2 separate regions of the Homo sapiens genome follow, and region 1 is linked to region 2. Evidence: chromatin contacts called from ENCODE Hi-C or POLR2A ChIA-PET data. All regions are on one chromosome and are shown on one strand. Each heading gives the region's core, a stretch centred on a gene start or an enhancer-like site at or near the end of the contact. The rest is flanking DNA. Distances are from core to core; before and after follow the strand shown.

Region 1 (4,221 bases), core at 1,343-3,842, 360 kb before region 2:
GGAGGAGTGAGTGGGTTTGTCCCCTGTTGCCTGGCTCCCTTTTCCATCTAGATGAAGCACTACTGATTTTCCTCATCAGATTTGGTGTGGTGATAGTGGGTGTGGGTGGGGATAGTGATGGGAGGGTAGGCGCTGGGATTTTCTTTCTTTACCTGATCCTTTAATTCCGACAGCTGGCCAGAAAGGTTCGTGACAAGTTTCATGGTGGACTCCAGCTTCTCCTGCAGGTTTCTCAGCTCATTCTGTTCTCCTTCAGAATCACTGCTGACCAATGACATGGCTCTCATCCTGGGGAACCAGTCAAGGTTTCTTTCCTAGAATCCACATTAAAAAAAAAAAAAAAAAAAAAAAAGACTGAGTCACTTCTAGAGGTAAAAACAAGAAAGGCCAGCTTACCGTGCCATGTTTCCTAACTCTCATTAGGTTATCTCCTTCTATGGCAGAACTTATGTGCTGTGTATTTTTTTAATTGCTCAGTAGCTATCTTTTTAATTGCATACAATGGAACTCTGAATTCTTAGAGGAAGCCACTTTAAATTTAAATATAGGGGAAATATAGGTTCTAAACAAGAGTCCTAATCTCCAAATCTGAATACTGCCACTGCTGCTCTGATCTTTGCAAATTACATGGCTGATGAGTTTGGTTTTTTTAAAAAATTGTGGTAAAATATGCATAACATAAAATTTACCATTGTAACCATTTTAAGCATACAGTTTAGTGGCATTAAGTACATTCACACTGCTGTGCAACCATCCCCATCATCTGTTTCCAGAACTATTTTTTTATCTTCCCCAAGTGAAATTCCATCCCCATCAAACACTAACCCCATTCCCGCCGGCCCCGGGCAACCACCATTCTATTTTCTGTCTCCATGAATTTGACTGCTCCAGGGGCCTCATATTATGCTGTGTATTTTAAAATGCATTATACTGGGAAAACCTTTTGCAAACACTTGAAGTGAAGTGAATTTTAAGGTCCCAGGTGTTCTGTCACTTAACAGATACGTGTGCATGTATGCGTTTGCGTGGGTGAGGAGATCATTAAGAGGCTGAAAATGGGGAATAGGCTCTTCTGTCAATGTCCCCGTTTATGAGCTTATAGAAACCACTCCTCTTGTTTCCTTTTCCTTCCAGCCTGAAGTGGTTGATGGGTGCTGGCAACTAGCCTAAGAAAGGCCCATTCAGTTTCCTCCCCCGTCCATCCCCATCCTTTTGATGTCTATAGCTTATGCCTGTAAACAGTATTTCTCACTACTGGTTAACAGAATGGGACAACTCCTCCTCCCACCTCACTTCCTTCTGCCCACATATGCCTTTCTCCCAAAGAGCATGCCGCATACATAAGTTCTGTACAGAGAGGCAGGAATGAACAGTAAGAAAAGCTTAGCATGAGACAGGGGGAAGAAAACTGACTCATTCCACATGTCTGGTGTCATTCTCACCTGGACCAGTTTTATCTTGTAAGGATACATTTAATGGTCTTTCTAAAACAAATCAAGCCCCCTCCCACACACACACACACTCACTCGGAATGCTGGATAATTGTTGCTTTGTGTACACCGTGGGGGTCGGCGACATTTTGTGTGTCAATATTTTCAGCTTTGTGGGCCACCTGGTCTCTGTCACAACTACTCAGCTACTCCGTTATACCCCCCAAACAACCAGTAAATAAATAAATGGGTATGTCCATGTTCCAATAAAACTTTATTTACAAATGCGGGCAGCAGGCTGGGTTTGCTCACCTCTGCTGTATACAATAGAAGGCATCAATATATTTAAAATAATGAAACTCCATGAGACATGTCTAAATATTACAACTCAAGTGAGATCATTGAGCTGTATCTTGACCTAGGGCCATCTAGCAATATAGAAGCCCTATAAGAGAGCTAGATGAAAAATATCACAAGCAGTCATACCACATGGACAACAAGGTGTCATAGAGTGTTTGCTTAAGATACTGGTGGGTGGGCGGGCAGGGTCACAGTCACTAGTTTGTGAGCTTTATGAAGGCAGGAACCACCTTAGTATACTGACTAGAGCATAGTAGACATTCAATATTAATAAAAGCTTGTGGAAGGACAGAATGATATGCAACTCTTCTTCTGCATGCACCCTAATAACAAATGCTTAAGTAGTAAGCCTGAGCTGCTTATCGTGACTGCTGGAGGAGAAAAATGGCAATCTCTACCTTCCTATACCCTGAATAAACACTTCATTCATGTGTCTTAACATTAGCTTATATTCATCAATTTCCCACCACAGAGCAATGGGCAAAAGATCGTTAAAAAATATTCCATTTCAGAGATGACTAGCTGAGAAACCCAAAGTGCTTCCCCACCTGTAACCAGTTTTCTCCCGTGCAGCTGCAGTGGCCTATCGTTGACTGTACTCATCTCTCCTGTGTCAATCCTTCAGACACAGCCACATCTTCCCACCAAGGAAGTAGCCCATGTTCAAGGACTATGCAACTCTGAGGAGGAAACCTCATTTTTCAGAAGAGGGCACACATAGGCGACAGGTCACTGGTGATCACTCACTCCCACTAGGGCGAGGGGAGGAGGGATGACGTGGGCTGGGCTGCTGAAGCCACAAACCAAAGCACAGCTGCAGAGAGATCACTTAGCACGAGGCCCTGGATACTCACGGTGGCTGCTACCTATTTTTGCAGACTGACCTCAATTGAGGAAAACAAATTGAAGAAAAAAGATACAAAGTCCCACTTTGGATACAACAATGTTGAGGATACTACAGTGAGCAACAGAGACATGGTCACTGCATCCTGGACCCCCTCAAAGGAGAAACAGTTTTGATACCTAAGTATGTGATAGAATTCCTGCCATCAAAGTGCTTACAATTTAGTCAAGGAGAGTGACCATCTAGATTTTCTTTTTAACAGGCCAGTCCTGGTGGCTGGTGCCTGTAATCCCAGTGCTTTGGGAGGCCGAGGTGGGTGGATAGCATGAGGCCAGAAGTTTGAGACTGGCCTGGGCAATAGAGTGAGACTCCATCTCTATAAAAAATAAAAATAATTAGCTCGGTGTGGTGGTGGGCACCTGTAGTCCTAGCCACTCGGGAAGCTGGGGCAGGAGGATCGTTTGAGCCCAGGAGGTCGAAGCTGCAGTGAGTCATAATTGTGCCACCGCACTACAGCCTGGGTGACAGAAAGACTCTCTGAAAACAAATAAAAAACTAACTAAGGAATAATGCAGGCTATGTTGTATCTAGGAGCGGTAGAGAGAGTAGTGTCCAAGTAAGACCCAACAACCAGTGACTGATTGATTGGCTAAAATCCTCTTCAAGCAAGGCTTGGCCCTAAAGAAGGTTAGCCCTTGGGCAAGCATGAGGGCATTTCACAGAGGCCACTGGCACAGTGAGGCTCCAGTGTGGCTGGAGCTGGGGATGAGGGCAGACAGGCAGGAGCAGCTTGGACTGTTGAAGACTAGAGGGAAACAGAAGGAAGCAGGAACTCTGTGAAAGGCCGCCGTGCCTTACCAGACCAGGGGAGAGGAGAGAGGATGGACATTCACAGTCCTCACTGCTAGCAGTCGGAACTCACCTGTAGCTCACTTATTACTGACATGCAAATGAATCTAAACTGCCTAAAATGTTAGCGAATCCATCTAAAATCTGGCTTTCAAATCCTTCATATGTTCATTTGCTTAGCAAACCTTCTATAAAAATAGAAAACACACATTTCCAAACAGAGTCCACATTAATGAGGCCTTCGAAAGACTCCAGAAAACCAATGCAAGAGTCTGCACATAGCCGAAAGTTTAAGGAACAGTTTCTCTCCCTCATTCCTAATAGCAAGTGACCAAATGACTACAGATTAAAATGAGAATTTTCCTCACCTTCTTTCATGCCATATGTACCTCCTGGCCCTCTAGGCAATGATTTCAGAAGGGTCTTTGAACAAATAAATGCAAAATGCACAGACTTTCTCCATTCAACAGCTTTTTACTGAACTTTTACAATATCTGTGTCCTGCATGGGGTTGAGCGCTGAGGATCTAAAGATGAGAAAGACAAGGTCTCTATTCTCAAGCTGCTTTAGTCCAAGAACTGTGGTCACCGGCCAGGTCTCAATGCATAGTTCTTCGCCTCTGTGGAGCTGCACGGAGGCCCTACCTCCAAGGGTGAGTGTCTAAAGAGTGTGTGCTGAAGACACGAATGGGGCCCATCAGCATGCCAAGGGCCGCTCCTGGCATCTCTGCCCCTCGCC
Region 2 (4,104 bases), core at 1,090-3,589:
TATCACCACCTCTACCCCATGCAAGACCACTCTCCCACTTTCCTGGCAAAAAGGGAGCATGGTGAGAGGTTGAGGGGCAGAGTCCCTCCTCTGGTCACAGTCCCACTGTGGTCCAGCTGTGTCATAGCCAAAGCACATTACCTGACTCCCCAAAGGATGCCAAGAGGATGGAGGGCACACATCTATTGACCCTTTTGCCTCTGAATTCCAGCCTGCACCTAGTGATGATGGTGGAACTGAAATATTTGGATTAGTTTCCCCTTGCTGCCATTACAAATGATCACAAACTTAGTTGCTTAAACAATACAAATGTATTATCTTACAGTTTCATAGGTCAGAAGTCCAATCTGAGGCTCATTAGGCCAAAATCAAAGTGTTATCAGGGTTGTGTTCCTTTCTGGGGGCTCTAGAGGAAAATGTTCCTTTGCCTTGCCCAGCTTGTGACAGCCACCCACATTCCTTGGCCCTTGGCTTCCTTCCTCCATGTGCAAAACCAACAATGTTGCATGTTTCTGACCATTGTTCCATGCTTTCTGACCACATTGTTGCATCTTGCTGACCACAGCCAGGAGGGGTTCTCCTGCTTATAAGGACTCTTGTGATGACGTTGAGACCTTCAGGATAATCCAGGTTATCTCCCCATCTCAAGGACCTTAACTGAATCATATCTGCAAAGTCCTTTTTACCATGTAAGGTGGCATATTTACAGGTGAGACAGGAAAAAAAGAGATAATGAATTCATATATTATTTATCAATTAGAGGAATATATAAAGCCATTTTTCCTTTGTTCCAAGACCATTTGCTAAAATATAAACCTCTGCTTTAAAAACATTTTTTTTTTTAGGGAAGAGGAAGTACTACCACATTATAGGCATCCATAGCTCAAAAAATACGTCTAGATTTCAGAACCATAAACTAGGATGGAAATTTGTCTTATAAGCAAAGTAATACCATAATAATCTCATCTAGTGTTTATTTTCCTTCTTATAACTGCCTACTTGATTTCAATGGAGCACTGTTATGAAGTAGGCAAGAAGAAGAAACTCAGGCTTACAGAAGCTTTGTGACTAAACCTAAAGTCCCCTAAATAAATTCCAGGACCCAAAGTCCAGTCTTTGACTCTAACTCTAGGACTCTTTGTATTACACTAGTCAAGACTGCTCTAAGTAGAAGTAAGTCTTCCTGGAAAGAAGTTACTTCCTCACTGAACCCCTAAGCCACCTTAGGGGATCCCCTTAGTCACACATCCCTGGGAAACCACAGAGTAATTACAAGGATTGAGAGTTCACTCCTATGTTAAGCACTAGCTGAGGTCTGAAAAGGTGATGTATATTTGTACCTTCAAATATATACAGGTGCTTCTGATGTGATTTAATATGCAGTTTCCTTTGCTAATGGACTGCCTCACAGCAGCATCTTGACATTCCATTTTCTAAAAAAAAGAACCCTAAACGTAAAACTGCTATTGAATGAACATCTGAAATATATATATATACAAAGACATATATATCTCCTCTCTACAATTGAGCTCTCATTTGTGAAAAAGTTGGGAACCATTTTTCTCCCTCATTTTATCTGACTTCAAACATTGTGATATCTAGGCTCTAAAAGAGACTCATGACTGTGATTTCTTCTATTATTTCTTCCTCTCTCTTTCCAAAGGCACATAAAGCATCTTTCACTTGCTCTAAATTTCTTTTGGTGCCGTTCTGGCTACTTCTCACCCTTCTCTCCAAACACCACTGCCCAGGAACATCAGGAAGACAAACGGTAAGTTTGGAGGAGAATAATTACAGGCTGTACTGGAGTTGTCCATCACAATGCCTGTAATGCTGCTAGCATTGCTAAGAGAAAAGTGCCCCACCCAGCACAGGTAGTAAGGGGTAGAACTAGTGGCTTATTTTGTGAACGCAGTAGTTTGCAAAATGTATGGATTAGCATCATCTTGGAGCTTGTCAGAAATGTGAATTTTTGGGTCCCACCCAAGACGTACTGAATATGGTGGCATCCCCAGCAATCATTGCTTTAAGAAGGCCCCTAAGTGAGTCTGATGCAAGCTACAGGTTTGCCTGACCCAATTGCAACTGATTGGACCAGAAATAGCTACGTGACTCAAATGCAGCTAAAGCATAGGCTTCCTATTGGTCTATGGTGTCTTGTGGTGAGAGAAAGAGGAGCTGGGCAAACCAGGCTTCCCCTTTGTGGCAGGTGAATGGGGAAACAGTGATGCTGAATGAGGCTGTGCAGTAGCATTGAGGCCATGAAGGGTCAGGAACATGCTGGGAACGGGAACTGTGACTAAGCAGAAGCTGTGAAGCCAAAAACAACAATGACAAAAAGACAACGAGGAGGGGGGAGGAAGGCAAGCCAACTGGAAGAGAAAAAATAAGTGTGCAGGGAAAAGCAGACCTTGGAGAGCTGGGGAGTGAACCAGGAGAGCAGCAGAGTGAAGTTCAAGAAAGTCCGCTGCTGAGGTCCCAGAGCTGCTGCAGCCTCTAAGCCAACTCCTGGTTCTGTTTTTCACAATGTGCCAGTGCCTTCTGAAACTAATCTTTCTGTTGTCTGCAGCTTCTGTCCTGTGTATTCTTAAAATGTATCTTTTCTTTGCATTTTCTTTAAGGAAGTCTTTCCCCATGCCCTCCACCCCCACCCCAGTGCTTTCAAGGAGTGGGGAAAGTAAGACCAGAAGCATTTGAAAAAGAAAAGGGGGCGGGGCGCGGTGGCTCACGCCTGTAATCCCAGCGCTCTGGGAGGCCGAGGCAGGTGGACCACGAGGTCAGGAAATCGAGACCATCCTGGCTAACACGGTGAAACCCCATCTCTACTAAAAATACAAAAATTAGCCGGGCGTGGTGGCGGGCGCCTGTAGTCCCAGCTACTCGGGAGGCTGAGGCAGGAGAATGGCGTGAACCCGGGAGGCGGAGCTTGCAGTGAGCAGAGATCACGCCACTGCACTCCAGCCTGGGCGACAGAGCGAGACTCCGTCTCAAAAAAAAAAAAAAAAGAAAAAAAGAAAAAGAAAAGAGGAAATGAACAAACCAAAACGAAACATTCTCTGTACATAACTTTCTCCACAGCACAAACTACAGTGCAAACTAGTAAAACTAAAAAGCCTAAATTAATAGGCTTTCCAATCAGATAATTTCACCAATAAAGGGCTCCAAAGACAGTCCAAAGAAAGAACCATATGAAAAATTTTTTTCTACCTCTAATTATTTGGACTTCTCTCTTTTACTCTCTAAGTATAGAGGAAGGTGTCCTTTTTTTTTTTTTTTAAAATACTTTGAAATGCTCAGTTTAGATATTAAATGGGTTGACAATAGAAATAATCATAACTAAAAACTCTTGAGCTATTCTTATGCACCAAGCAATGTTGTATGTCACATGGTTTAAGTTATTTAATGTCATTTTCACAAGGGCAAGAATTCTTTTCTGTTTTTTTTTCACTGATGTATTCTCAGTGCCTGGAATAGTGCTTGGCTACTAGTTGACACTCAATAAACACTTGTCTAATGAATTAATGAGAATCTTCATACAATCCTTGGGTACTATTATATCCATCTTGCAGGCCCTCCTGGATGTAAAAATGGAAAGCCACATTTCAAATGTCTATGTGAGTATAACCCTCCTGGATGTAAAAATGGAAAGCCACATTTCAAATGTCTATGTGAGTATAACACTGTCAGGCAGCAAGTTTCTACTTGGACCAAGACCATGAAGGTTTTTATTCATTGGATGATATATTCATTCATTCAGTAAATATTTACTTAGCACTTATACATACCAAGTGTTGTTCTAGCCATTGAGGTTACAGCATTGAATCCTGAAGATGCTATAGCTGCCCCCATGGGGAGACAGAGGAACAAAAGAAATCATTTCAGATAGTGACAAGAGCTATAAAGACAATAAAGGAGGTGAGGTAAAAGAGCAGAATGGGAAAGGGTTATTTTGCATTTGAGAATCAGGGAAGGTTCCTCTGAGGAGATAAGGTTTGTACTGAGACCTGCATGACAAGAAAGAGCCAGCTTTGAAAAAAGTAGGATATTGCAGGTAGAAGGAACAGCAAGTACAAAGACCCTGAGGTAGGGCTGTGCTTGATGTGT

The links. A loop is a pair of places that touch in the nucleus more often than their neighbours do. ChIA-PET counts read pairs that join two places held with the same protein, here RNA polymerase II (POLR2A). Pooled maps may share reads with other maps.
Region 1: a pooled map shows a loop between it and region 2 (4-fold over the local background). The contact joins two enhancer-like sites. A Hi-C loop is called at or near these places in 2 of 50 pooled maps. POLR2A ChIA-PET finds 5 or more read pairs at or near these places in 3 of 52 experiments (OCI-LY7, activated CD8-positive, alpha-beta T cell and activated T-cell).

What each region holds. Positions count from the first base shown.
Region 1 is chr3:4,832,867-4,837,087 of GRCh38, reverse strand. ITPR1 (inositol 1,4,5-trisphosphate receptor type 1) reads right to left here. Exons shown (of 62, transcript NM_001378452.1): 61 at 153-314. All of the region lies in intron 2 of LOC124906209 (a long non-coding RNA gene), which reads left to right. Among named protein-coding and RNA genes, the nearest start is that of EGOT, 83 kb to the right of the region's middle. RefSeq lists an enhancer at 2,146-2,415. Within about 2 kb of position 2,592, at least 2 of the 41 ENCODE cell types and tissues checked have a DNase peak (open chromatin) inside an H3K27ac peak, as active enhancers do.
Region 2 is chr3:4,473,111-4,477,214 of GRCh38, reverse strand. No RefSeq gene overlaps it. Among named protein-coding and RNA genes, the nearest start is that of SUMF1, 7.9 kb to the right of the region's middle. RefSeq lists a silencer at 2,069-2,118. Within about 2 kb of position 2,339, at least 11 of the 41 ENCODE cell types and tissues checked have a DNase peak (open chromatin) inside an H3K27ac peak, as active enhancers do.